Regions from separate parts of the Homo sapiens genome. Here region 2 is linked to region 1. Evidence: read pairs that join two places in POLR2A ChIA-PET (ENCODE). Cell type or tissue: endothelial cell of umbilical vein. All regions are shown on one strand. Each heading gives the region's core, and the rest is flanking DNA. Links, peaks and the distances in the headings are about the cores only. Region 1 overlaps PPFIBP1 (PPFIB scaffold protein 1). Region 2 overlaps SMCO2 (single-pass membrane protein with coiled-coil domains 2).

What was found. ChIA-PET counts read pairs that join two places held together with the same protein. Peaks named below come from ENCODE experiments on the same cell type or tissue, not always from the same donor. Only the 100,000 strongest peaks of a DNase experiment are listed, where the experiment ranks them.
Region 2: POLR2A ChIA-PET joins it to region 1 with 8 read pairs; 2 of 35 experiments call an interaction of 5 or more read pairs at or near these places.

Annotation. Positions count from the first base shown.
Region 1 is chr12:27,633,957-27,638,356 of GRCh38, reverse strand. PPFIBP1 (PPFIB scaffold protein 1) reads right to left here. Exons shown (of 30, transcript NM_003622.4): 4 at 3,242-3,447. Among named protein-coding and RNA genes, the nearest start is that of REP15, 60 kb to the left of the region's middle. In endothelial cell of umbilical vein, for the core only: CTCF peaks have their summits at 2,588 and 2,796 (motif pointing right); a DNase peak (open chromatin) is centred at 2,826.
Region 2 is chr12:27,460,144-27,464,543 of GRCh38, reverse strand. The region is part of intron 1 of SMCO2 (single-pass membrane protein with coiled-coil domains 2); the gene reads right to left. Among named protein-coding and RNA genes, the nearest start is that of SMCO2, 16 kb to the right of the region's middle. In endothelial cell of umbilical vein, for the core only: no CTCF peak of the experiment used is centred there; DNase peaks (open chromatin) are centred at 2,173 and 3,693; H3K4me3 peaks cover 254 bases; H3K27ac peaks cover 3,020 bases.

The DNA of each region.
Region 1 (4,400 bases), core at 330-4,329:
CTTTTTTAAAACATCATAATCTCTTTTATTTGGGCAGTTTTCCCATGTTCAATATGAAGGGGGAATTTGCTAGGATTCTGTGTTCCTTAAATTCTAGGATGCTATCAATTTTAATTTTTTATTGTGGTAAAATATATATGTAAAATTTAGCATTTTAACCATTTTAAAGTGTACAGTTCAGTGGTAGTAAGTACATTTACATTGTTTTGCAGCCATCACCATCATCCATCTAATTAACTCTTTTCATCTAGCAAAACTGAAATTCTATGTGCAGTAAGTATTATCTTCCCATTCCCCACTCCCCTCAGCTCCTGGCAGTCACCCTTCTACTTTCTGTCTCTAAAATTTGACTATTCTAAGTACCTTATTAATAAAAAAAGGAAAGAAGGGAGAGAGGAAGGGAGGAAGGATCCGAGCTAAAATGTATACATATACCCATTTTAAGATCATAAAACACATCCCAACTTCTGAAATATTAAATTGGAAAAATTTAATATTATCAGCAAATTACTAAATTATAAGTATATAATCTTCTACTTGTTGGATTCCCAATGCTGGCCCAAGTTGCTTTTTGGTTCTAAAATAAAGTCTATCGTGGTAGGTGTGTGGTGACAACTTAATTTCACACCTATGCTTTTGTGGTTCCAAACAGCCAGCCCTCCTCTCTTCTTCTTGCTTTGTTTTTTGCCTTTTGCTGTCTTTCTTCTTTCATCCTGTCATTCTCTGTGTGCTTGAGAAAACACACTTAATTTGGAAGGTTGGGGGCAAGGTGAGGAATTCATATAGATAAGTTAGATGGATAAAAATAAATTTAGCAACAACAACAAAAATTCCTTATCTCTCTGGATCTACATCTAGTTTATTTTGTTATTGTTACTTTTAGGATAAAAACGGAATCTTCATTAGTTCTGTAAAATATTTGTCATTTTGTGGATTCTCAAGGTTAAAATGTCAAATAATAAGACACAAAGCAACTGAAAACACAGATCAACAAGCCATTACCCATCCAAAGAATAAATTTAAAACAACTTCCATTCATTCAAACATGCAATCCACTTTATCATTCATGGAGCATCATTCATTACAAATATAACTACTGAGCCAGGCATTCTTCTAAGCACCAGGGATACAGTAATTTTTTTAAAATAAGGGCAAAAATCTGATTCCTGATGCTTACATTCCAATTGGAAAGACAGAAAATAAATGATATAAACATCACAAACACATTGCACATAAGAAAATGGTGAATGCTAAGAACAAAATAAGCAGGGAGATGTAAGACAAGGAATAAATGGGTATAATTTTAGTTAGGGTGGTGATACAAGGCCTCACTGAGAGCATGACTTTTGAGTAAACACCAGGAGAATGTGAGGGAGCTAGCCATGCAAATATCTGGCGAAAGAGCTTTCCAGGCAGAGTGAAAAGCCAGTGCCTGGAAAAGCCAGTGCAAAGGCTCTGAGGCCAGTGTACCTGGCATGTTTAAGAATCAGTGAAAAAGCCACTGTGCTTGGCGTGGAGCGAATAAGGAGATGTGTGACAAGAGATGAAGTCAGAAAGTCATGGGGGGCAAATCCTACGAGGCCTTGCAGCCCACAGTAAGCACTGTGGTTTTTACTCTGAGTAAGATGTGATGCCACTGGTAGTTTCTGAAAAAAGGAGTGAGTGTCATGATCTAACTTATATTCAGATGTAACCATCATTACTTTTTATCATTTCTGAAAATACTTTCACAGAACAGATTAAGCACATGTTAATGGACATGTTTTAGACACATGTCAAAAGCTGAACTACAGGTACGCTTCGGCTACTATTGCCATTGGTGGCCTCTGGGTGTGGGATAGAAATACGTTCTTCTAACAATAGTAAATTCCTTTTTCACTGCATGCTAAATGGTCAGAAGAACATGGAGTAAAGAAGGGGTGAGATAGGACATTGAAATAGACTAAGGAATATGTCAGGAAACACCAAGTACAGAGCATGAAGCAATCCCCAAAGAAATCAGCAAACCTGGACCCTTAAGTCTCTGGAGGAGAAATCTGTAGAGCAAATAGAAAGTATAATAGTAAGGCATTATGTGTTTTAACAAGTAAAATAACTCCAGTTTGTGTAGCTGCACCCCCACTAAAGGATAGATTGTACTATTCGCTCTCAGAAACGCAGAGGTAAACCAGGTGGGAACACAGAGTATTCAGCACAGGACTGGCTGGGAGCTCTAATATTTGTGTCACATCATATGAAAATGTTTTAGCTGTAGGATGTACTCTTAAGGTTCCCAAAGCAAGCGGTTTTCATGTCTACCACAGATCATAAAGTAGATCACGATTCTTTCATACAATTCTTATTAGCTTTTATATCAACACAGTTAACTCATAAGCATATGAGTGCATCTTACTGAAAATTGAATATCCTTTAAGCACAAAATATCTCCTTTCCTCTGTCCTCCACTGAATCTGTTTTTGTGACATTCTTTAGATTTTATGTATTCATCACAGATTAAAACCACAGTATTTCCAACCGTGCCCAGACAAAGGGTAGCTCTGCCACATCTTCAATTTTTGAGAAGGATGCCTAGAAAGCGGCCTCATTGTTCAGTGAGTAACACCATTAACCCATTTATGCTGGAGGTTGTGATTTTTTTTTTTTAAATGAGACCTTGGCGATGACTTTGAGCAGGATATAAATAACTCCCACAAGCTTAGCGTTCCAATAATGGAACACTGCGCATAAATGGGTTAAAGGCCCAACTCCACAATTTAATTCGGGAACTGGAACTGAAATGATTGCCATAAACCACTAGATGGCACTTCCGGTCAAATACTGCTGTAAATCCTGTTGCTTTTTGAAAGTCTTTCATCATGCTTTCCATTTAGAATTGCTATTGGATCCTTTATGGTGAATAACCCAATATGACTGAGAAATCATCTATCATGTGCAAGATTCTTTCCCTTACAGGACTATTTGATTTAAGCCACAGTAGGTCATTCAGGCACAATCTAAAAGCCAGTCTGTTTTTATGGGCAGAATCAGGTGACCTGTTGTTGGTATTTACAAAATGTACACTAATAGCACTTTTTAAAAAGTTATCCTTAGAGTCAAAAGAAAATTAAGATATCTTAAGTAATAAAATCGGAGCACATGTGTTGCCCTAAACTTTTCTTGTTCTAATCAGCTATTCTATGTTCTAAATTTTGGAATAAGCAACAAAGGATTTATAACAGAATTTGGAACAGGCAGACCCTACCATTTGACTCTGAAGCCATTCAACAAGCGTTTCTGCTGTTGAATCTGGGATCTGGCATCTCAAGCCTTCTTTCTCATCTGTTTCCATCATCTCTAACAATCCACGCAGGTCTTCCACAAGGTGCAGAGCTCGCAAACTTCCCATGAATGGAGAGGTGGGAGATTGGCAATCAAAAATCCCATTGGAATATTCCAGAGCCTTAGAACCTAAGTTAAACAAAATCACAGAGAGAGCAATGGGATTTATGTTAGATAAAAATACCAAAGCCGAAGGCGGTAAACCAGTCTAGTCACAGTAAGGAACAATCAAAAGAAACAGAAAAAAGAGAATTCAATCACATAAATCTCTCCAAGTCAGAGTTACATGGTGCAAAAATTAAAACCATGTAGTTAGTGGTAAATATCCATGGTCCAGTTCGTAACTAGGAGGCCAATCATGGGGTATAGAAAGAAAAAGAGCCTGGTGGGCTTTGGTGTGAGGTGTGCTGGCCTCATGAAGATGATGGATAAGAAAGTGGCAGATCAGAAAATACAAATATTAGACCTGGTCCATTCCGGACCAATATTGGACCAAATGATTTCTGGCTTAGAAAAACTGTGGATGAAGGGTTATGAAATGAACCCAGATGAAGACTATCAGAGTAAATTCTGAGGAAAGATAATGAGCTCAATGCATTAAATGATTATACTGGTGTGCCCATAGGACATTTCTGGACAGATATCTGGTTGGAAATTAGAGATAGGAACTGGAAGCTTAGCAAAGAATTGGGAAGGTAAACACATGCGAACGAGCTAAGTGCAGTGGCGTGTGCCTGTAATCGCAGGTACTTGAGGTGTGAAGATTGCTTGAGCACAGCATTTCAAGGCTGCACTATGCATGTTATTCACAGGTAATCATGCCTGTAAATAGCCACTACACTTCAGCTTGAGAAACATAGCAAGACTTCCTCTCTTAAAAAAAAAAAAAAAAAAAAAAAGATATGGCCGGGTACGGTGGCTCACGCCTGTAATCCCAGCACTTTGGGAGGCCGACATGAGTGGATCACGAGGTCAGGAGTTTAAGACCAGCCTGGCCAAGATGGTGAAACCCTGTCTCTACTAAAAATACAAAAATTAGCCAGGCGTGGTGGTGGGTGCCTGTAATCCCAGCTACTTGGGAG
Region 2 (4,400 bases), core at 265-4,264, 170 kb after region 1:
AGAGACAGGTTCTCACCATGTTGCCCAGGCTGGTCTCGAACTCCTAGGCTCAAGCAATCCTCCTGCCTCAGCCTCCCAAAGAGCCAGGATTATAGAGATGAGTCATTGCGCCCGGCCTCTTCTGAGTCTCTGGTTAACTCCAAAATATATGGGCCCCAACAGCTGGTTTCTGTCTTCCTCAGCTCCTTCCCACTCTGCCAGCCCCTGAATGCTGCCAGCTCCCTCTGTGGGCGGTGACCTCGCCTCTGCCTTACTGCACTGATCAAGGCCAGCTGATGAGAATCTTCTCTCCACTGCCAAACAACTCCTGTGTGCAGCCTTTTTTCCATTCAAAATATTCCCGTGTTTTCCCTCATCATCTCCCACTCCCCTTCTATCTCAGAGAAAGCATGTGTGCACTCTCTTTCCTAAGGCTCCCTTCGTTCAGACCCTTGTTGGTTTTTGGGGATTCTATTCCATTAGTTATAAACGCTGTTCGCAATTTCAAAACCTCTGCTTGAGTGCCTCTGCTGGGATTCCACTGGGAGCTCCCAATTTCTTTGAGGAAACAGATGTATAAGTATACTTCTGACATCCTCAGGCTCTGCCTCCGCACTGTTGCTTTGCTTCTGTATTAAAACCTGCTTCTGTTTTCTCTCTTTTAGGAAAAAATGATTTCTTCACTCTGCATTTGGGCTGCCATCTTATCTCTCTCCTTCTTTTTAATAAAGATTTCTCAGGATTTCTCACGACACATTGCATATTACATATTCATATTTTAACTGCTTGTGGTATGGCTTGTTGATTACAAGGTTTTGTTGGTTTGTTTGTTTGCTTATTTTCATAGTTTGAGAGCTGTTAGTCATCCAATTTCCGTGGTGGGTTGGGAACAGTGCATTTGTTTCTCGCACTTATTTGACCCCAGAGCCTTTTCTGTGCTCAAAGCATTGTGCTTCATGGATTGTGCTTTGGTAAGCCCTTTTCAAAGATTATAGAGAAGCCTGGCACGGTGGCTCACACCTGTAATCCCAGCACTTCGGGAGGCTGAGGCGGGCAGATCACTTGAGGTCAGGAGTTTGAGACCAGCCTGGCCAACGTGGTGAAACCCCGTCTCTACTAAAAACACACAAAAATTAGCCGGACGTGGTGGTGGGCACCTGTAATCCCAGCTACTCTGGAAGCTGAGGCAGGAGAATTGCTTGAACCCTGGAGGCAGAGGCTGCAGTGAGCCGAGATCATGCCACTGCACTCCAGCCTGGGCAACACAAGCGAGACTCTGTCTCAAAAAATAAAGAAAGACATAAAGAAATAAAGATGGTAGAGAACCTAAGTGAAGTTCCCAGCCTACGGGAAGAATCACAAACAGCAGCACCCACAAACACAGGGCATCCTCATAGTCGCATCTTGGATCTCGTGACCTTGACCTTGACAGCTTTCCTGAGCCACCTCTTCTCATCCAGTGATGTAACCTCTTGGTGCTGCAGAAACAGACTTCGTCCCAGGCCGGCAGCTGGCTCTAACCCCAACATCTGCTCCACTCCAGCAGGAGGGATGGTGTAGTCCCAGCTTGTCCCACCTGCCAGCCACCAGGCCACCCCCTGCTCAATGAGTCCTGAGACGTGACACTTAAGAAGGATATGGGATCCCAGAGAAAACCCTAAGCCCTAAATGTGTTAGCAAAAGGCTTCGCCGAGGGCCCAGAGATTTCAGGAAGTAAACTTAGAGGGGAGTAAATATGTGTTGATTTATATTCCCACAGGAATCTAAACCTTTTAATGAGTACCTTTCCCTGGAGGGGTTTGTAATATTTTAATTTACTCTCAATTACTATTGTGAAACTAGTAGTTAAGTAGGCTACTCTGGTTTGAATGTGCCTCTTTTTAAACTGTGCCAGTACAGACAGATATCTGCACACTACTGAATACCTCCGAGCTTCACTTCTGTCATTAATAAAATGGGGAAACAATAGCTACCTTGCAGCTTACTGTAGGTATGCAGTGGCTTTATTGTACATAAAGCTCCTGGAACAGAGTAGGCATTAAAAAGAGAAATGACTGTCTGGAGGAGTCAAATACATAAAACCTCAGGCGGCGAAGATTTTGACCTCCGGGAGAAAGAGAATATTATTCATTGTACATCTGGGAAGTCCCTGGCTTCTAGCCCGTTAGTAAAATGATAAAATCACTGTTTTTAAGGAAATTGAGTTCAAAGAAAGAAAAAGAAAGGGAGTAAGGGGGAGGGAGAGAAACTGTGTCATTTCCTATGATAGTAAAGAAAGTTCTTGGAAGCTGAAACTCTCCCGTTAGACTCTAAGCAAGAGTGATGTCAGAGCTGGAACTATAGAAATTGTTAGCACGTCGAATGAACGAAATTAGGGCAGGTAGTTCCTACAGGGCTTCATAGATATTTAGGAAAAAAACATCATTGTGAAATCCCCTTACGTGGTGGTAATAGCAACCTCATCTCTATTACCAAATGTTCATCAGTTACAAATCTAAGGCTCTGCGCTAAGTAAGGCAGAGGATAAAAGGATGTCCAAACAGTCTTTAACTTCAGTTTAGATAAAGATAAATAACAACAATAGTTAGTAGCATGCTGACTGCAAATAATGGTTTATGTAAGTGCTACAGGATTGTAGAGAAACCATTATGGAAAGAATGCCTACAGAAGGGTAGCCTGGATTTTCTAATACTTTCCAAGAGCTTCACACAGTAAAAGAGACCTGAATCAAATATTGTTCTGATGAATGAAGAAGAGGGAAGAAAGATTTCCAGGGAAGGGGAGCTTTCTTAAATGCCAAGGCAAGGGATTTAAAGTTATCTAGAAGTTGAGGAAAAGAAAGTTTGTCTGACAAATCGTATTGTATGAAAGTAATTGTAATTCAATGAATGTTTTAACCAATTAAACAGAAGAGAAGGCAATGGTGGAAGACACATTTATATAAGTAAATATTCATCGTCATATCTATACAGCCAACTCTCCTTATCCGTGGGTTCTGTGGATCCAAAATATTTTAAACGTTACCCTAAGCGAACTAACACAGAAACAGAAAACCAAATACTGCATGCTCTTACCTGTAAGTGGGAGCTAAACATTGAGTACACATGAACACAAAGGAGGGAACAACAGACGCTGGGGACTACTTGAAGGTGGAGGGCTGGAGGAGGAGGAGGATTGAAAAACTACCTATTGAGTACTATGCTATTACCTCGATGATGAAATAATCTGTACACCAAACCCCCGTGACATGCAATTTACCTGCGTAACAAACCTGCACATGTACTCCTGAACCTAAAAGCTAAAAAATATCTTCAACAATATAAAATAACAATACAACAATAAAATAATAAAAGTTTAAGAACAATACAATATAATATTGACATAGCATTTACATTGTCTTAGGTATTAGAAGTAATCTGGAACTGATTTAAAGTATACATAGGAGGATGTGCATAGGTTATATGCAAATACTACACCATTTTATATCAGGCACGTGAACATGCGGGGTGGTTTCTGGATTTCAGAAAGGAGGAAAGAAAAGGGAAAAAGACAGGAAGGCAGGCAAGCACACTGGCAGAAGGGAGCTAGTGAGGATTTCTGTGCCAGGACTGACTTGGTCATATCATGCCCTTGCACAGAAACCGTGTCTTCCTTTCTGAAACCTGGCTTGAAATTGATGTCAGGACATGGTTTCTGGGCTGTTGGAAAAGGAAGCAGTGGTTTCTGGGCACTGGTGTGGGTTTTCCAAGATAAGCCCTGTGAGTCTCATTTCCTTTCCTTTGCATAACAGAGCTAAGGCTTTTGTAGAACAGTCAAACCTTGAAGAACACGGGTTTGAACTGCGAGAGTCCACTTATATGAGGGTTTTTGAAAATAAAAGTTACCCCGAGTGTGCCTGCCTCTCCTGCCTTCCCTTCCACGTCCTCCACCTCTTCTGCCTCTGCCACCCCTGAGACAGCAAGACCAACCCCCGGCTTCTCCTCCTCAGTCTACTCAACCTGACGATCACAAGGATGAAGACCTTTATGACTCACCTTTATGATTCACTTCCAACATAGTAAATATGTTTTCTCTTCCTTATGATTTTCTTTATGACATTTTCTTTTCACTAGCTTACTTTACTGTAAAAATATGGTATATAATACAAATAACGTACAAAATCTGTGTTAATTTACTGATTATGTAATTGATAAGGCTTCTGGTCTACAGGTGGCTATTAGTAGTTAAGTTTTGGGGAGTCGAAAGTTATACCTGGATTTTTGACTGTGTGTGGGGTTGGTGCCCCTAACCCCGGCATTGTGCAAGGGTCAACTCTTATTTATTAAGTACCAATAACTGTCCTAAACACCTTGCATATATTAACTCATTTAATTCTCAAAATAGTCTCATGTGGTTGCTATCATTGTCTCCATTTTACAGAT